Linked DNA regions of Homo sapiens: region 1 is linked to region 2. The links are chromatin loops, found by intact Hi-C in ENCODE. Cell type or tissue: PC-3. All regions are shown on one strand. Links, peaks and the distances in the headings refer to the core of each region. The heading gives the core; the rest is flanking DNA.

Region 1 (10,601 bases), core at 1,527-9,526, 53 kb before region 2:
GCAATTGCAGTACTCTAGGAGAGTGACGATGGTGACTTGGACCAGAGTGGAGTGGTTGAAGTGTTAGGAAATGGTTGAATTTGGAAAATAATTTGAAGCCAGCAAGATTTGCTAATTACATGGTTTTCAGAAGGCCAATTACCAAATAAAGGTTAAAAGATCATATTCACAGTAGAAAAACACTTAGAGAAAATGTCGAAAGAATTCAGGTTATAGTAGTCAAATGCTGTGGCTCATGCCTGTAATCCTAGCACTTTGGGAGGCTGAGAAGGGCTCAGGTGTTGGAGACCATGGTAACATGGTGAAACCCTGTCTCATCCAAGAATACAAAAATTAGCCTGGTGTGGTGGCACATACCTGTCATCCCAGCTGCTTAAGGTGGTCACTGGGGTTGCAGCATTGCTTGAGCCCAGGAGGCGGAGGTTGCGGTAAGCCAAGATCATACCGCCACACTCCAGCATAGGTGACAGAGTGAGACTCTGTCTCAAAAAAAACAAAACAAAACAAAAACAAAACAAAAAAAACTCAGGTTGTTTACAGACTGTCACACAGACTGCCAAAATAAATTGTCTACACAAAATGGCCACTTTTTTCTTTCTAGAATTGAATTGTTCAGTTAGTCCTGAGGCCTAGCCCAGTGCCTTAATAATTATTTGTTGAAAAGTGAATGAACATCTTTTTATTTTATTTTATTTTATTTTATTTTATTTTTGAGATGGAGTCTCGCTCTGTCACCCAGGCTGGAGTGCAGTGGCGTGATCTCGGTTCACTGCAAGCTCTGTCTCCCAGGTTCACGCCATTCTCCTGCCTCAGCCTCCTGAGTAGCTGGGACTACAGGTGCCTGCCACCACGCCCAGCTAATTTTTTGTATTTTTAGTAGATACGGGGCTTCACCGTGTTAGCCAGGATGGTCTCGATCTCCTGACCTCATGATCCACCTGCCTCAGCCTCCCAAAGTGCTGGGATTACAGGCGTAAGCCACCGCACCCAGCCATGAAATTCTTTTTAATGGCTAGGAATGTATTCTAATATTGAAATAAAAATAACCTGTAAAGAAGTGAAGCACATTCTAGTTTGCTAGGCATACAAAGATAAATGTATATCCCTGACCTTTGGACAATAATCAACATTGCTTTTACTAAAAATTTCCTAGGGAAAAAGTCTCATGATTGTCAAAGGTACCATAGTATTTCTAACTCCAATCAAACTTCTGGCAAAGGTCTGTGTATACCTTAGTACAGTTTAAGGAGTCTGAGTTGTCATTTTCTTTCGTCTTTCTTTTCTCTTCTTTTTTTGAGATGGAATCTTGGTCTGTCACCCAGGCTAGAGTGCAGTGGCGTGATCTCGGCTCACTGCAACCCCTGTCTCCCAGGTTCAAGCGAGTCTGGTGCATCAGTCTCCCTGGGATTATAGGAATGCCACCACGCCTGGCTAATTTATTGTAGTTTTAGTAGAGATGGGGTTTTGCCATGTTGGCCAGGCTGGTCTCGAGCTATTGGCCTCAAGTGATCCACCTGCTTCAACCTCCCAAAGTGCTGGGATTACAGACGTAAGCCACTGCGCCCGGCTGAGCTGTCATTTTCTAATGAGCTGTAAGCAATGATCCCACTGAAGGATCCCTGTCTGAAGTATTTTCATGGGGAAGCTGGAAAAAAAAAAAGAGAAAACAACAGGGTAGGTGCGATGGCTCAAACATGTAATCCTAGCACTTTGGGAGGCGAGGCAGGCAGATCACTTGAGGTCAGGAGTTCAAGACCACCCTGGCCAACATGGTAAAACCCTGTCTCTATGAAAAATACAAAAATTAGCTGGGTGTGGTGGCGTATGCCTGTAATCTTAGCTATTTAGGAGGCTGAGGCATGAGAAACAGTTGAACCTGGGAAGCAGAGGTTGCAGTGAGCCAAGATCATGCTACTGCACTTCAGCCTGGGCGATACAGTGAGACTCCATCTCAAAAACAAACAAAACAAAGCAAAAAAACACCAAAAAACCAAGAATGATGCTAAATGGATTTGTGTGTGTGTGTGTTTTGCTACCATATTTCCTGTTCAATAGGGTCAATATTTATTTTCCCATAGAGAATGTCCTCTGAAGCCTTAAGATATGTTCTGTATGTGGAACTACTCTTTATTGTACTGAACCAATAATTGAATATCAGCTATGTCATTTTCATTTAAACGTAAAATTTTGTTTTTTGAATAGATAATTTCTTTATTGGGTTCAAAATTCAAAAAATGCTTTTAGTGAAAAAGATACCCTCCAAGTCCTGTCCTTCAGCTATACAGTATCATTTCTTGTAGGAAATCTGTTTCTAATTCCTTGTATACCCTTGGTTCTCAGATAAATACGCATATACAATGTCTTCTTTTTTATATTCAGATTGCATCATACAATATACTCTTTAGCACCTTGCCTTTTTAAAAACTTAACAATAGGTCTGGCAGAGGGTTGCATTTTAGAGCAGAAACACTTTCTCATAATTTCTTATAGCTATATAGTGTTCCATTGTATGGATATAGCATTCAACCCATTCCATATTGATGGACTTTTAGGTTATTTCCAACCTTATGTTGTAACAAACAATACTGCAGTACTGCAATGTGTATATGTCATTTTGCACATGTGTGAATATATTTGTGGGATAAATTGCTAAAAGTGCATTAATGGATATAGCCAAGTTTCCTTCCTAATTGTTGACAGTTTATACTTCTACCACATGTGTATGAGTATCTATTTCCTTACACTCTCACCAATAATGAGTATCAAATATTTTTAATTTTTGTCAGTCTTATTGATAGATGAAAAATGGTTTCCTAGTGCTGCTTTAATTTGCGTTTATCTTATTACAAGTGGCACTGAATATCTTCTTATTGGATTCCCATATGTGTTTTCCAATGCCTTTTCATTCATATGTATACACAATTTATATTGCACTTTCTGTGACCTGTCTATTTAGGCTGTTGTCCATTAGGTTGTTATTGATTTGTAGTACCTCTTGATATATTATAAATATTAGTGTGTTGTTTGTAAAATAAGCCACAAATACTTCTTTCCAGTGTGTCCTTTGTTTTTTACATTGTTTGGGTGGTATTTGCTATGTAGATATTTTTAATGTCTATGAGGTGAATTCATGAATCTTTTTATGTTTATTGCCTCTGGATTTTGTTTAGTTCTTAGGAATGCCCTCCTCATCCCATGACTATAAAATATTTGGTAGTGGTTTCCTCTGGCATGGTTTGGGTTTTCTTTTTTACATTTAAATAATATTATTTAAATGTATTCCTGAGATGTGATTTGATTTAGGTTGTTAGGTATGGGTCAAATGGGTTTTTATTATTTTTATTATGTATATATTTTAATGTAATTTAATTTTTTTTTTTGGAGACAGAACCTCTGTCACCCAGGCTGGAGTGCAGTGGTATGATCATAGCTCACAGCAGCCTCAAACTCTTGGGCTGCAGTTATCCTCCCACCTCAGCCTCCTGAGTAGTTGGGATTACAGTTGCACACCACCATGCGTATAATTTTTATAATTTTTTTAGACAAGGGGTTTCACCATGTTGGCCAGGCTGGTCTTAAACTCCTGAGCTCAAGTGATCTGTCCCCCTTGGCCTCCCAAAGTGCTGGGATTACATGTGTGAACCACTGTGCCTGGCCTGCAGTGATATTTCTGTCAAACCTGAGAAATACACTGGGGAGAAATCCAATACATATAATAAAATAAAAAATTATGATCAAGGACACTAGACTTAATGTTGAATCAGAGAACCTATAGTAGAGAAAAATACTATAGGTAATATATAAGGCCAATCATTGGCCCACTAGATGGAAAACTTTTATAGCTAGCCCATGTGAAGTTTCAGTCCTGTCTTAATTTATTAAGTATCACTGAATGTACACTGGAAAATATAAACGTATCAATCAGAAATGTTTTAATGTCTTTTCATTCTATTTTGGACGTGAGGAAATCACTTTTTAGTGAGTTGCAACTATACTAAAGTCATAGATTCAGCTATTTTGCACTGAAGGAAGTACACAGTTCTATGACAAAAAAAATTTAAATTAAATTGTATCCGCTGGGCAAGGTGGCTCACACCTGTAATCCTAGGACTTTGGGAGGCCAAGGCAGATTGATCACCTGAGGTCAGGAGTTTGAGACAAGCCTGGCCAACATGGTGAAACCTTGTCTGTACTAAAAATACAAAAATTTGCTGGGCGTGGTGTAATCCCAGCTACTCGAGAGGCTGAGGCAGGAGAATTGCTTGATCCCAGGAGGTGGAGGTGGAGGTTGCAGTGAGCTGACATTGCGCCATTGCACTCCAGCCTGGGCAACAGAGCAAAATTCTTTCTCAAAAAAAAAAAAAAAAAAGAAAAAAAATTGTATCCTTAAGTGATGATTTTGTTGGAAATTTTTTTTATAGATATCATAGTGTATTCAAAGTAAATTAGCTCTTCCTGGTGATTCAGAGCAACAGTCAGGCAAGCTTTTTCTATAAAGTGCCAGATAGTAAATATTTTACGTTCTGTGTCATGCAGTCTCTGTCGAAACTACTCACTCAATGATTACAGTGCAAAATTAGTCAGAGGGAATACATAACTGAATGGTACTGCACTGTCCCAATATAACTTTATTTATAAACACAAAATGAATTGTACATAATTTTATGTGTAAGAAAAAATAATTTGTTTTTTGATTTTTTAGAGCCATGTAAAAATGATTCCTGGCTGGGCGCAGTAGCTCACACCTGTAATCCCAGCACTGTGGGAGGCCGAGGTGGTTTGATCACCTGAGGTGAGGAGTTTGAGACCAGCCTGGCCAACACGGTGAAACCTCGTTTCTACTAAAAATACAAAAATTAGCTGGGTGTGGTGGTGTACGTCTGTAATCCCAGCTACTCGGGAGGCTGAGGTAAGAGAATTGCTTGAACCCGGGAGGCAGAGGTTGTAGTGAGCTGAGATCGCGCCAGTGTACTCCAGCCTGGACAACAAGTGTGACAGTCCATCTCAAAAAAAAAAAAAAAAAAAATTTCTAAACCACAACCTATACAAAAAACAGGCATGAGAAATTGTGGAAGACAGTGTGGTGATTCCTCAAGGATCTAGAGCCAGAAATACCATTTGACCCAGCAATCCCATTACTGGGTATATACCCAAAGGATTATAAATCATTCTATTATAAAGACACATGCACACATGTATTTATTGCAGCACTATTTACAATAGCAAAGACTTGGAACTAACCCAAATGCCCATCAATGATAGACTGGATAAAGAAAATGTGGTACATATACACCATGGAATACTATGCAGCCATAAAAAAGAAGGAATTCCTGTCCTTTGTAGGGACATGGATGAAGCTGGGAGCCATTGTTCTCAGCAAACTAACACAGGAACAGAACCAAATACTGCATGTTCTCACTGATAAGTGGGAGTTGAACAGTGAGAACACATGGACACAGGGAGGTGAGCATCACACACCTGGGCCTGCCGGGGGTGATGAGCAAGGGGAGGGAGAGCATCAGCACAAATACTGAATGTATACAGGGCTTAAAACCTAGATAAGGGGTTTATGGGTGCAGCAAACCACTATGGCACATGTATACTATGTAACAAACCTGCACATTCTGCACATGTAGCCCAGAATTTAAAGTAAAATTTAAAAAAAAGAAAAAAAAGGAAAAGCATTAGTCCTATCTATGTCCTAAATAGTACAAAACTTCAGTAAATAAAAGGCTGTGTTTTATTAATGCATGAATGGAAAGACAAATCAATGGAATAGAATAGAAAACCAAATATACCCCCACATATATGCATAAAAATTTAATATTTGATAAGATGATTCAGATTAATGTGGAAAGGCAGATTACTCAATCAGTGAATGAGTAATCATTGTGATAAACAAGCAAACCATTTAAAAATCCATTTGAGGTCAGGCAGAGTGGCTCACATGTGTAATCCCAGCAATTTGGGAGGCACAGGAAGGGGGATTGCTTGAGCCTGGGAGTTTGAGATCAGCCTGAGAAGATGGTGAGACCTTGTCTCTACAAAAATAAAAAATAAAAAATTAGCCAAGTGTGGTGGTTGCACCTATAGTCCTGGCTACTCGGGAGGCTGAGCTGGGAGAATAACTTGAGCCCAGGAGTTTGAGGCTGCTGTGAGCTATGATCACACCACTGCACTCCAGCCTGAGAGCAAGATACACAGCAAGATAATTCCAACTGAAGGGCTTTGATTTTTAAAGTATAAATAGGAATTCTTCTCTTCTTATTTATTTATTGTTGGCTACCAGATGGAGTGGTCAGGATTTTTCTATAGTATTAGTATTTTGGTACTCAATAGAGCATACACATTTTTATTATAAATTCTTTGATGCTTAATATTATATGACTTGGAAAGTGCTATAAATGAAAATAATAAAGACATACTTTGTGTTTTTCAATCTTGAGGTTTTATGTGATAAAACATTGGTTACCTACAGTTCATTCTCCCTCTTTGGAAAGTGGAACATTGCTGGGCTCAATCAATCAAAATGAGAGAAGTATGTAAAAGGGACCAGAATCATGTAGCATGATTTGAACAGCAAATAACAGGAAACACTTGTCTAGTTGGATGCTAATAAAGCACTGTATTAGTGCCAATAGCAGACATTCCAGGCATATTATGCCAAGGGCTCCCTTCCACCCGTGTTGGCTTCCTCTTCGGGTTGGTAGCAAAATACTTGTAGCCGTTTCCAAAATCATATCCTGTTATAAACACCAGGAGAAAGAAAGAAGATATGAGTCCTTTTTTGTGTCTCTTTTCAGAAATGAGACAACCTCTGCTGGAAGCCTCCTTTAGGTTTTACTTCATTTCAAAATTGGGACATGTGCCATTTCCTAAAGCAATCACTGGCAAGGGGAATGAGATTATCACGATTAGTCTAAACTAATCACCTGGAGTTAAATTGATGTTAGAAGTTAATGTCCATCAGCACTAAACAGGGTTCTATTCTTCTATATTTTGACATCATCTGGGAGTTGAAAAACTGCAACTGTGAGCCAGAGATTGACAGAGTGATAGAGCCACTGAATAAGAAATAGATTTATGACTTGGGAAGTGGAGAAGCCATGCTAAATGAAACCTATAAATTTGAAGCTGCCAATTTCTCATAGATTATCTATTTGTTTAAGTATAAGGAATCTTGAGAAACTCATGTAGGATGCAATAGAACCTATATTTCATTTGAGTGCATATTCATTAACATTTTCCTGCTTTTTAAAAACTCTACAATCAGGCCGGGTGCAGTGTCTCATGCCCATAATCCCAGTGCTTTGGAGGCTGAGCCGGGAGGATCTCTTGAGCCCAGGAGTTTGAGACCTGCCTGGGCAACATAGCAAACCCTGTCTCTACAAAAAACCAAACCAAACCAAAGCAAAAATGCAACAAATTAGCTGGTTGGCGTGGTGCACTTTTGTAGTCCTAGCTACTTGGGAGGCTGAGGCAGGAGGATTGCTTGAATTCGGGAGTTTGAGACTGCAGTGAGCTATGATTGCGCCACTACTCTCTGGCCTGGGCAATAGGGCAAGACTCTGTCTCTAAAAACAAACCAAATAAGAAAAACAAAACCAGGAAACCCTCTATCATCAGAAAATTATCGACACTTTTGGTTTCAGATGTGCCCGTCTTGCTGTGAGTCCACATCCAGCAGGGACAGGCAAAGCTAAGAGCACCAGGGCTCTTCTCCTTCCTGTGTGCGTGCACCTTCCCATGAATATAATAAATAAAGATGATTACTTACTCCATGTGTTACACTTGCAAACCTTGCCTTTTTTATTGCTCTAAAATATGAGGTAACCAAGATTGTGCATAACTAGCATTAGACAACTCACTGCACACTATTTCTAACTGTGTTTGTGGTCCTATGTGGTACTTTGGATAATGTTATTTTCATAATTATGCATGAATAATTTTTCCAGGGCCACCAGCTGGTCCTAGCTGGTTGCCTTCTCCTCTACCCCTGCTGACTACATAAGTGGTTTGTTATTTTCCAAAGATAATTTTCTTAAAACGCTTATGCTTGGGGGTACGCGTGAAGGTTGGTTACATACGTAGACTAGTGTCATGGGGGTTTGTAGTACAGATTATTTCATCACCCAGGTATTAAGCCCATTAGTCACTATTTATCTTTTCTGCTCCTCTCCCTTTTCTTACCCTCCACCCTCAAGTAGACCGCAGTGTCTATTGTTTCCTTCTTTGCGTTCATGAGTTCTCATCATTTAGCTCCCATTTGTAAGTGAGAACAAGTGGTATTTGGTTTTCTCTTGCTGCATTAGTTTGCTAAATATAATGGCCTCCAGCTCCATCCATGTTCCCACAAAATACATGATCTCATTCTTTTTGTTATGGCTGCATAGTGTTCCATGGTGTATATGTACCACATATTCTTTATCCAATCTGTCATTGATGGATATTTAGGTTGATCCTATGTGCTTGCTATTGTGAATCATGCTGCAATGAACATTCATGTGCATGTGTCATTATGGTAGAATGATTTATATTCTTCTGGGTATATACCCAGTAAGGGGATTGCTGGGTCGAATGGCACTTCTGCTTTTAGCAGCTTGATGAATCACTATACTGCTTTCCACAATGGCTAAACTAATTTACACTCCCACCAACAGTGTATGTGTTCCCTTTTTTTCTGCAACCTCACCAGCATCTGTTATTTTTTGACTTTTTAAATAATAGCCATTCTAACTTGTGTGAGTTGGCATCTCATTGTGGTTTTGATTTGCATTTCTCTAATGATCAGTGAAACTGAGCTTTTATTCATATGCTTGTTGGCCACATGTATGTCTTTTGAAATTGTTTGCTCATACCCTTTGCCCACATTTTAAGGGGCTGTTTGTTTTTCTCTTGTAAATTTGTTTAAGTTCATTATAGATCCTGGATATTAGACCTTTGTCAGATGCATAGTTTGCAAGTATTTTCTTTAGGCTGTCTGTTTATTCCGTGGATAGTTTCTTTTGCTATGCAGAAGCTATGTGATGGGCAACAAGAGTGAAACTTTGTCTCAAAAAAAAAAATTTTTTTTCTTTTTTTTCTTTTTCTTTTTTTTTTTTTGAGACCGAGTCTCACTCTGTCGCCAGGCTGGAGTGCAGTGGTGCGATCTCAGCTCAGTGCAACCTCCGACTCCCTGGTTCAAGCCAAAATTCGCTCTTTTAATTTACATATAAAAAGAAATATTCAGGTTTGCTTGATGTTCTGCAAATTTTGAGTGACTCAAACATACTATGAGTGTTCTTTTGGTTACCAAACTTAGAATAACATAAAAAAACTGTCAGAAGAAAACTTTTTTTTTAAAGGTTATTTCTAATAAAATGATATGTACTTTTTTCTAAAGTTAAAAAACTTGTTTACTATATAGACTGACATGTAACTGTTAAAACCTTGATTTTAAAAATGAAACTGTCTTTGTCAATTATGAATTAGTGACGTTCATAATATACTTATGGGGTAAATTAAAGTCCCTGGGTATTTGTTAGTGGCGTCCTTAACTCTCATGACAACTCTGCTTCTCTTACTTGAGAAGGGAGTGTTCGTGATTATTTGACCGTTTTATGGAACTATCCATGCTTTGTACAGATATTTTGGAAAGTTTTTTTTTTTTTTAATATTAATGTTTCCTGGCTGGGCGCGGTGGCTCACGCCTGTAATCCCAGCACTTTAGGAGGCCGAGGCTGGCGGATCGTCTGAGGTCGCGAATTCGAGACCAGCCTGACCAACATGGATAAACCCCGTCTCTACTAAAAATACAAAATTAGCCGGGTGTGGTGGCACGCGTCTGTAATCCCAGCTAGTCCAGAGGCTGAGGCAGGAGAATCTGTTGAACCCGGGAGGAGGAGGTTGCAGTGAGCCGGGATCGCGCCATTGTACTGCATCCTGGGCAACAAGAGTGAAACTCCGTCTAAAAAAAAAAAAAAAAAATTCATGTTTCTTGTTAATGGTTAATGTTTAAAAATGTAAAGTAGATTTTTTCAAGTATTCTATGCTATCATGATTCTAAATTTATCGTTAGCGTATAGTCTTCTCCCAGAAGTTAAAATCCGCTCAAGTGGCTGAATTGTTCTCCTTCATTCAGCGAAGGAGAGATTAAAAGAGGAACAGTTTCTGAGTGATGGAGGGTCCTGCTAAAAATAAATAAATAAAATAAATAAAAGCAAGTATTTATATAGGCAGTAGATATGTGATTGAGTTGGTCCATATCAGAAAATTTAGAAATTGAGAGGTTTTCTGACCTCTTGTGGAAGTCTCATTAAAAATGGCAAGAAATTGGCCGGGCACAGTGGCTCATGCCTGTAATCCCTGCACTTCGGGAGGCCGAGGCGGGCGGATCACTTGAGGTCAGGAGTTGGAGACCAGCATGGCTGCATGGCAAAACCCCGTCTCTGCTAAAAATACAAAAATAAACTGAGCGCGGTGGTTTGCGCGTGTAATCCCAGCTACTCGAGAGGCTGAGGCAGGAGAATGGCTTGCACCTGGGAGATGGAGGCTGTAGAGGGCTGAGATCGCACCAGGCACTCCAGCCAGGGAGACAGAGTCAGACTCTGTCTCAAAAAAAA
Region 2 (10,601 bases), core at 1,012-9,011:
GCCACTGCACTCCAGCCTGGGCGACAGAGCAAGACTCCGTCTCAAAAAAAAAAAAAAAAGAATTTTGGTGGTTATTAAACACCACATATTCTCACTCATAGGTGGGAATTGAACAATGAGAACACTTGGGCACAGGGCGGGGAACATCACTTCCCAGGGCCTGTCATGGGGTAGGGAGCAGGGGGAGGGATAGCATTAGGAGAAATACCTAATGTAAATGACGAGTTAATGGGTGCAGCACACCAACACGGCACATGTATACCTATGTAACAAAACTGTACATTGTGCACATGTACCCTAGAACTTAAAGTATTTTAAAAAAAGAATTTTGGTGGTTATTAAATACAGCTGTTACTAAAAATTAAATTACATAGACTTACAATCAAGTACATTATATTAAAAATAAAGGTAATATGTACTCAAACCTCACCATTTCCTAATTATTTTACTGTATGTTACTCTCTAGGCTCTTGAGTTGTTCACATCTATTGCGTCTGTACCATGGAAATTCTATCTAATAATGTAATATTGCTCGTCTTCTCAATTCCTGCTCAGTGATGTCACATTGGTAGTTTGAAAACAGCTATGACAGGAGTATTTACACTACAGAAATTGGCAAACAATACAAATCAGGATTTCCTTCTGAAGAGCTGGTTGTTCAGCATTTACCAGTGCATTACTGATGCTAAAAAAAATCTTACTTATTAAGGATTAAGTTTTTGAAGATGGAGATCAAATAGATTTTCTCAACTGGCTGTGTTGTGGGTTGAAAACAAAAACATTAAAGAGATTCAAAGTGAGATATGAAAGTTCTAAATCAGGTTCTATGGTTTATAAGTGTGGAGGGAATGTTTAAAAGCATAGACTGTCTTTCTTTTTCTCTTTTTTTTTTTTGAGACAAGGTCTCACTCTGTCACGCCAGGTGGAGTGCAGTGGCACAATCATGGCTCATTGCAGCCTTGACCTCCCAGATCTGCCAATCCTCCCATCTCAGCCTCCCAAGTAGCTGGGCCTACAAGGAGATACCCCCACACCGGTTAATTTTTATATTTTTTGCAGAGATAGGGGGGGTCTCCCTATGTTGCCCAGGCTGGTCTCAAACTCCTGAGCTCAAGTGATCCATCTGCCTTGGCCTTCCAAAGGGCTGGGATTACAGGCATGAACCACTGCACTTGGCCCATAGATATTTTTGAAATCAATGATTTATATAAAGAATGATGACCCTGTCATTATACTTTCGTTAAAAGAAGACTAGGCATGTCCTAATAGCTCTCAAAGCTGTCCCCTCATTTGCATCTCCACTGCTATAGGCTTAGAAAGAACAAACCTTTCAAAATGCAAGTAAGGGCATATTACCTCCCTCCTAAAGTCCTTCACTGGTTTTCCCTGGCCTATAGGATAAACATCAAACTCCTAGAAGCACATCCTATATGGCTGTTTATAAACTGGCCTCTATCTCTCTTGCCTCATCACCTTCCACTTCGTCCTTGGAACTTTAGGTTCCAGCAACAATAAAGTATGTGTAGGTCCACAAAAACCCTAGCCAATCAATTATATACTTCAATTACTTCCATTTGCTATTTCTTTTTCCTGAAATCCTGCTGTGTTTTCAAAACTCTGTTTTAAAGTCACTTCTTTTGGCCAGGTGTGGTGGCTTACACATGTAATCACAGCACTTTGGGGGGCTGAGGAGGGAGGATTGCTTGAGCCTAGGAGTTTGAGACCAGCCTGGGCAACATAGTGAGACCCCTGTCTCTACAAAGAATAAAAAATTAACCATGCATGATGGCACATGCCTATGCTCCCAGCTACTTGGGAGGCTGAGGTGGGAGGATCACTTAAGCCCAGGAGGTCGAGGCTACAGTGAGCCTTGACAGTCTTGCCACTGCACTCCAGCCTGGGTAACAGAGTGGGACCTTGTCTCAAAAAAAGCTCACTTCTTTCATAGAAATTTTTATGATTCCAACAAAACAGTTAATCACTTCTCTGTTAACCTCTAGCTTAGTACCTAACACACCACACTGTAATTATTTACTCATATTCTAGCTTCCTCCACCAGACTGTGTGAGAACCTTGAATGCAGGGATTATGTCTTCTACTCTTCATATCCCAAAACTTGGCCCAGAGTTTAATGAACATGGGAGGTTTATTTGTTTAGAAGCTCTACTGTGGAGACTTCGGGCAACTCTAGAAGGAAGAGGGTAGTGAATGGTGAGAATTCCCCCCTTCTCTCTCCAAATACTCATCTCTAGTCATTCCTCTGCATGCTGCCTGCTCTCCAGCCCATCTGGATTTTCCTGTCACCAAAGTGCTCATTCATCAGGATTCTGTCTCTTTGCACTCTACCTAAAATGCTAATTGTTCCAGATTCAGCTCAAGCACCAAGTGCTCTAGGAAATCTTTCCTAACCACCCTCACTGGGGTAGATGGTCTTTCTCTGTGCTTTCAAATGCACTGTGAGGTAGCTAAATCTGTGGCAGTGTGTCTCACCCACTGGAATTTATTCATGCCAGGAACTGTGCTCTTTACTTCAGCATCTGCATAATCCCTGGCAAGTATTAGGGGGTTCATTAAATGCTAGCTGAAGAAATAAATGAGGATTTGCTATTCCATAGTTCAAAGATGTTTGTGTTCTGTGACAAGGCAGACTCTTGTACAGATCTTCTAAAAAGAATGCCTTAGAATAGATTGAAGTTCTTCAGGCACATTTCAGAAAGAGCATAAGCCTCTGAGTTTCCTCCATGAATAAAAAAACTTTCTAAAGTAAAAGAAATGTTCACTCATTCAATAGTTAGGACCATGTGGGGTTCAGAAAAGTCATTTAAATAGAACTGCTACTGAAAATCATGAAAACATAATTTTCTTTTTCCTTAGATTGCTAACGTAATTAGGATCACACAAAGCAACAGCATTGCAAGCAACAACATATCATTTTGAGGAAATAAGGAGAAAGGCAAGAACAGTGGAAGTCAAGAAATATGTAATACTACAACATGATAAGCAGCAAAAGTAAAGAAAGACCTAATAGCAAAACAAAACTGTCCAGGGAAAAGAGAGGGAAGAGCCTGTTGGGATGGAATTATATTGGTTGAATGAAATTTACAGTATTATAAGACCATCAAGAAAACAGTGGAAAACATGTGGCTAGAGTCTAAAAAGAATACAACCTCAGTTTTTCATTCCTAGGAGATTGCTATCAGTGCTTCCAAAAATCACGTGTGCCTGTCTTGCTCTAAGCAGGACCAGGTGTGAGGGATGCTCTCTGGGGCTCCTGTTTTAGCCATCATACTCTGTGAATGAAGATGCCAGGTCAGTGGGGTCACATAACTTGACATGTTTACATTATTCAATTATCTCAGCCTCCCTCTTTCCACCCAATCCCCTCTCACTTCTTTCAGGACAGTACACGATTTTCATGATCAAAATAGAAGGTAGAGAGAGGAAAATTTGTGTCCAAGCTAAGTTTGAGAAAGCATCTCTGAGTATTTAGTATTGTCCTCCTTGCCCCCTGCAGCATTTTCTTATTTCTCTGGTCATCATTGGAATGCCTGGAACTGCCTCTGTCTCTATGATGCAATGAACTTAACCTGGGCACCCACTATCCATCTGCTGGACACAGAGCTGGATGGCGGGGATACAAAGGTGAACAAGACATAGATCTTGCTCTCTTCAACTTAATGTTGAGTGGGTCTCCAAGAGTTGTGCTTGGCTGGATGGCTGGTGCAGTGCTAAGTACTTTACCTGCATTCTGTCAACTTAAAACTCTAAGAATTTTCCACCTTTGACATTTGGGTCAAGTAAAGCTCAGGAGGTTGAGTTACCTGTTCAAGGTCACAGAACTAGTAAGAACAAGGTTACTGCAGATGCCAAGGCTCACATTTTTACCATTCCACTCACAGTGCTGCAACACAGAGTGAATCCCAGGCAGGCAACCTTGTAAACATTAAGGAGAATGTTTAGGCTGTCTATGGATCTGACCTCCTACTCTGCCTTGTATGCTCTGACATTCTCACACAAATGAATCCAAGGCCACATTAGTCATTTATTCATCTCTGTCCTTGTCTTTCCAGAGGGGATCCCATACTTGGAAAACATCTGCCTTTCAACCTGGCCACCTGCATTCTCTCATAAGGTCCCTTCTGGGAATCAGTCCATGGCTAATATGGGTTACCTACCTCCAGTAATTGTAATGTTTTCCCTTTTATCACAAATTTTAGGGGCTGTCTGCTTACTTTACCTCATTTGTAGGATATATACATCAGTCTCATTGGAGTCTGTTAGTTTTGCTTTACAGGGTATATTTTCCAGCAAATATATGTAATATATTCCCAACGTATATCATGAGCAAAAAGCTACCCAATTAGCCTTTGATAAGAGGAGAGAGTAGGCCATTATCTTGTTACTTGCAGGGAGCAAGGAAGCTCAGAGTTCAATAATTCTAGACACCAGGAAAAAATATGTGGGTGCTGAAAATTGAGGAAAATGTCCCAAAGTAGGTATCAACTACGAATTCAAAAGGTCTTTCAATTCTTCAATTTTTTTTCTAAGACTTGCATTTCATATACTAAGGGCTTTAACTACAGGATGAGGGGGTGGAGGGGAGACCAGAGGAGTAGGGGAGTCCTTGTTGGCAGGTAGAAGAGTGAAACCTGGTTTCATGCTTAGTTCTCACATAGGCTAGCCCAGACCTTCTGTGTCTTACTCTCTAAACACAGCTGGGAGCAAGCCCAGAGCGACTCAGAGTCTAGACAAGGGCCAGAAAGCTTCTTCTATAAAGGGCCAGGTAGTAAATATCTTATGCTTTGTGGGTTGTATGGTCTTTGCTGAAACTACTCAAGTCAGCCACTGTAGCATGCGAGCAGCCATAGGACAATAAATAAATGAATGAGTGTAACTACATTTCAATAAAACTTTATTTATAAAAACAAGCCCCTTGGGTTAGATTTTGATCCCCTGGCTATAGTTTGCTGACCCCTGGTTTAGATAAGAAGAGCTAAGAGAAAATGCCCTGAAGCCAAGAATAAATGAAAGCCCATGAACTGGCCTGGGGAAGAAGCAGAAGACCTTGGTGGCCTCTTACATGCTTACAAAAGAAGTTTGATATGACTTGTGTATTTCCTACTAGAAAGGAATTTCTGGGCAAATCATTCTAGAGTTAAATTAGGACCTTTAAGATACATTTAATGATTAAAATGATAATATTAGATAGCACTTTATAGTATAATCCTATGATAAGGGTACTATTGCCATCCCTGTTTTGCAGATAAAGAAACTGAGGCACAGAGAGGTTAAGTAACTTGCCTGATGTTAAACATCCAGTAATTGTGGAATTAGGACGTGAACCAGTTTGGCTCCAGCTTTGAGCTCTTAATCATAAGGTTCCTCTATTGTCTTAACATTAAGATCTTCATACTTTAACACAAAATAACAACAATGAAAAAGACACTTTGATATGATATGATTGTTTTTACTCACATGTGCCTGGCACATAGTAAGTGTTCAATACACTTTTGCTAAGTGAATGTCCTGTTTTTACTATGTCTCTCCTTCTTTGAGAGAGGTCTAAAGTTTCATGCAAGAAGTAGTTAAGAAGTTCTACTAATTTTTCAAAGGATTACCTTAGAAGAGAAAGGGAGTGCTGAAGTGACTGATTCATCCTTTCTTTCATGAATATTCATTAAGTACCTATGACGAGCCCTTTGGAGGACCAGCAAAAGGCTGAGGAATAAGTTACATACTCATCTGCTTCTTTTCTTCATGAGGGTAGATTGCATCACTGGGATTAATACAGCAGCAAAGAGCAAAAGACCTCTAAGGTTAGTCTCCTTTGATGCTGTTGGTTATGAAGAGACTAGGAGTCTAATAAACCCATTGCACAAAACTGATATGCCCCAGCAGTACCACTAGAGGGTGTAAAAGATTCATCACAAACCTAAACTAGTACCTCCTCTTGAAACTGAAGTCTGCTCATACAATTTTCTGAGCATGAAGAAATAACTAAAGCAAAGTGAAACTCTGGGTAGACGACATCTATATATACACACGAACACATGTGCACTTATAAGGAAATGTAGGTGCATTTGTTGTGCTGCCATGAGTTCTAAAATCTTACAAAAGTCTTATTCCAATCCTCTAAATTAGGGTAAAAATATTGCATATGAATATGCAGAGATAAGAACGATGAGAAAACAGAAGCAGCAGTGACTGCTGCCACCGCCAAACAGATGGACGGACCCAGCCAGCAGCCAAACCATGTGCAAGGGCGGAGAGGGCTCAGCCAACTGTGAACTGAAGAGGCAGTTTGATTGACTGTCAAGACAGCAGTACTTCCCAAGCTTGGCTGCTCTTTGGAATCACCTAGGGAGCTTTAAAAAATGCCTGGGTCCTACCTCCAGAAATTCTGTTTTAATTGTTCCAGGGCATGGTCCAAAGATTTTATAAAACTTTTCAGGTGATGCTAATGTGTGGCCAAGGTTGAGAGCCACTGGAGTAGAGACAGGATTGGGGTGATGGTGGCATGTGGTGGTGGAGTGTGTTGGGGGTGGAACAATCCCTGCTCTCATGCAAAGAAGTGATCATGATTCATGCCAGCTTGCAAAATCTTCTAAGTCGCACATGTCAGACCCATTGACATGGCATTAGTGTGCCTTGGTGTCAGACCTCTAATCAGAACTGAAATGCTTCCCCGTCCTTGAGTGAGGTCTGAAGTTTCATGCAAGAAGTAGTTAAGAAGTTCCATTAATTTTTCAAAGGATTACCTTGGAAGGGAAAGGAAGTGCTAAAGTGACTGATTCATTCATTCTTTCAATGAATATTCATTGAGTACCTATGACGTTGTGCTGAGTATTGTGTTAGGCTCTGAACTGTTAACTGCTGGGCGCTGGCAGAGTTAAAGAAGCCTCCTACGTGATGACAATGATCATTTGGTCCTTGGTCTCTTCCTCTCTACAAGCATGGTGCAAGACAATGGTTGCTGCGACTGTGAGCTCTGATAGGATTTGAGAGTTTCATTTGTCCAGAGCTTGGAGCTCTCTAGATAAGCTCCATGTGGCTGCCTCCCCTAGTGATGCCTGATGAGTGGGACTCGAGAATTTGTCCATTCATTCATTCATTCATTCATTCATCAAACATTTATTGAGTGCCTATTATATGCCAGCTTCTGTGCTAGATGCCAGGGATACAGCAATGAAGAAACAAATCCTATTGCTTGGGCACTTTCAGTCTAGTAGGGCAGACAGACAAGTAGGCAGACAGTTAAAATTCACTTTGTGATGTGCAAGGTGGTGGGAAGCCCAGGTTGATATGGGAATGCAGAAGAGGGGTGTTTAACCCAGACTGGTAGAGGTGATCAGAAATGATTTCTGGAGGAGATGACAGTGCTTTACCTACTCTGCACCCTCATTTATGGGGATATTATTAAGTTTCTGAAGGTTGCTGAATGGCCCCCTTGTGATTGCAGATCTTATGTTTGTGGGGTGGATGTGGGTTTCTCCCCCTTAACCCCTCACTTTATGTTGGTTATTTGGGTTAATTTACACTACCGACATGCATTCCACATCCCTCTGTTATGGTTTGAATGCCCCCTCCGAAATTCATGTTGAAATTTTATGCCTAATGTGGCAGTATTGAGGGGTGGAACTTTTAAGAGGTGATTAGATCATGAGGACTCTGGCTGTATGAATAAATTATGGATTAATGGGTTAATGGATTAATGAGTTATCATGAGAGAGGAACTGGTGGTTTTATAAGAAGTGGAAGAGAGACCTAAGTTAGCACTTAGCATGCTCACTCTGCTTGCTATGTGATGCCCTGTGCTGCCTCAGGGTGCCACAGAGAGTCCCCACCAACAAGAAGGCCCTCACCAGATACACCTGCCCACCTTGGACCTCCCAGCCTCCATAACTGTAAGAAATAAATTCATCCTTATAAATTACTCAGTTTCAGATATTGTTATAAACATCAGAAAACAGACTGAAATACTCCCTCTTCCAGTTTGGAAAATTCTATCTTCTGATTTCTGACTCTCCATGAGAAATACAGCATTTATCTGTCTTAAAAGCACGGACCCCAAGGCTCATCCTTCAGGTGACCCAGAGCCTTTTGATCACAGAATTTCCCCTGAGGCAGCCCTCACTCGAAATTGATCACGGGACAAATCCAGCAGACAACTAGGGCTGCAGAGCTTGATAATTTGGGTCACTATTGAAGGCATATGTGTTAGTTATTTAGAATACTTTTTAATGTTGTTTTCTTGTTAATACATAAACATAATTCAACAATATAGATTTGTATTTGTGTTTACAGTATTTAAACTCTGACAGTTTTATAATCTGCAAAGCAAGTTATAAAATTATATATCTAAGATTCCTCTACTCTTCTTTCATCTTAGATCGGGTTACTAGACAAGACCAAGGAACCCCAGGAGTCCCTGGATGCACTGATCTGTCTCATTTTCTTGGTTTTAACTCTTGATAGAGAAATGTAAATTAGCTCCACGTGTGTACAGTCTGTCTGATATTCTCACTGTAGGGGCAAGCAGATATTCCATTTGGCTCACTTAGGACATTCAGACATTCTGTGGCCACACTGTTTCCACCACTGAGAGTAGACTTGTTCTCCTAATGCTTGCCATTATTGTCCTTTATATGCAGGATCTAGTAGGCTCTCCTGCAGAGTTTTTGTTTTTTTTTAATGTTTGTAGAGATGGGTCTTGCTATGTTTCCCAGGCTGGTTTCAAACTCCTGGGCTCAAGCCATCCTCCCAGCTCAGCCTCCCAAAGTGTTGAAATTATAGGCATGAGCCACTGCACCTGGCCCCTCCTGTAGATTTTTGTTGGATTTTCTTTTAAGGGTATAAGAGTAGTAAAACCCAAGCAAGAACTTCCAGATCCGAAGAAGTCTTTCCTGCCAGGAATTTGTAAGCATTGATATGGCGACTAAATTTGGGGATTTTGTGTTCCTAGGAGTGTAAAATCTTGCATAAATTTTAAAGTGTAAAAAAAAAAACCAAATAATAAAGTGTGAAATGAATAAGTAAATAAATAAATTGACTATACATGTTGACTACTTTAAAATATTTTTAACATGGAATAGGAGATTCTATATTTTTAGCAAATAATAGAAAACTCAGTTTAAATTATAGCCAAAGAAAAGGTTTAATATCTCACATGCTACAAAGTAAGTGCATCTTCAGTGAAAACACTACTTTAACACAGCCTCGGAGCAAATGTAGCCACAACTAATTACCTTCAAAACAAAAACAAGCAAAAACAACATTCCAGGGAGTATATTAGCTGATTTTAAAGATATGTGCTAAATGATCCATAAAATGTTCTTTAGCAGCGTCCTTTACTGTAACATGTCATAGATTGGCTGTCAAGAATGTCTTAATAGTGACTTGCAAACAAAGACTCATCACCTCTGCTAAAATAGCAGAGATGCCATCAGCAAAATTAAGAACTGGTGATGATTAAACAGCTTGTAGATTTAACAAAACCCGCAATGGCAAACACGTGCCTCTTCTTTACTTGCGGAGTATTCTTGCCTGAAATATGAAGTGAGATGCAAGAAGGATTCACAGCTGAGATTGCATTTTAGGGATGGTCAAGATAATGGTCCCATACATGCCTTTCAGAACAGGAATAACACAGGGGCAAGAAAACTGAAAAACTTTATCACCCAACCCAGGGTAACAGTGAGGCCTGATTTGCATATCCACCTCAGGAACTCTGAAATGTCATTAGTGGTTCTTCAGTTCACTGATCAGATCTGAGCTATTTTAGAAGAGTTGATGAGCCTTTGCTAGTTACAAAGAAATTCTTGACACTTCATCTATGTTCATATTAGAGTGAGAGATTCTGGTAATTTAAAAAAGTGTTCTATTTACCATCTGGCTTCAAACCCTTTTCCTTCTACTGAATTTTTCTCCGAAGTCACAGATGACCTCCTTGTTGCCACTTTCAAAGGACCTTCTCACTCTTTATCTTCTTTGACCTCTTAGCAGCATTTAACAGCGTTGACATCTGCCTCCTACTTGAAACACTTTCTTCCTCTGGCTTCTCTTCTGTCACGCTCTCCTGGTTTTCCATCTGTCTGGCTGTTTGAATCTATCTCCTTCAGAGCATTCTTACTTTTGCAGCTCCTGTTTGTGAGCCTTAGACTTCTGTGTTGACCATCTTCTCTTTTTACTCCCTGGGGTGAGACTTCCACAAACCATTTATCTCTGTGCTGACAGCTACCAAATTTGTCCATATTCCAGACTGCTCTCCTGGGTGTCAGATCCAGAGATCCACCTACCTGCTGAGCCCTACTGTGACTGCTTGAACTCAACACTCACAATAATGCACCATCTCCCCTCAAGCCAGCCTGTCTCACCATCCTCCAGATATGCCATCCTTGATTCCTCCTGTTCTTTCCCTCCATCCTCTCCAATCAGTAAATATCCAAATCCTATCTGAAATCCATCCTTGACTATTCTCCATCATGACTGCCCAGCTCAGGCCCCAGCAGATCCAGGTATTGTAATAATAGTTCTCTCTTCCCAATACATTCCTTACATTGCAATCAGAGTCATCTTTCCAAGTTTTCAAATGAAGCACTGCG

The links. Hi-C counts contacts between places; a loop is a spot of excess contacts. Peaks named below come from ENCODE experiments on the same cell type or tissue, not always from the same donor. Only the 100,000 strongest peaks of a DNase experiment are listed, where the experiment ranks them.
Region 1: it touches region 2 in a loop (9-fold over the local background); 2 of 110 quality-filtered maps call a loop at or near these places.

What each region holds. Positions count from the first base shown.
Region 1 is chr6:73,230,251-73,240,851 of GRCh38, reverse strand. All of the region lies in intron 4 of LOC122539213 (KHDC1-KHDC1L), which reads left to right. Among named protein-coding and RNA genes, the nearest start is that of KHDC1L, 10 kb to the right of the region's middle. In PC-3, for the core only: no CTCF peak of the experiment used is centred there; DNase peaks (open chromatin) are centred at 4,511, 5,921 and 6,661; H3K4me3 peaks cover 990 bases; H3K27ac peaks cover 5,860 bases.
Region 2 is chr6:73,176,520-73,187,120 of GRCh38, reverse strand. The region is part of intron 11 of KCNQ5 (potassium voltage-gated channel subfamily Q member 5); the gene reads right to left. Among named protein-coding and RNA genes, the nearest start is that of KCNQ5-AS1, 38 kb to the right of the region's middle. In PC-3, for the core only: CTCF peaks have their summits at 5,703 and 5,902 (motif pointing right); a DNase peak (open chromatin) is centred at 5,920; H3K4me3 peaks cover 615 bases.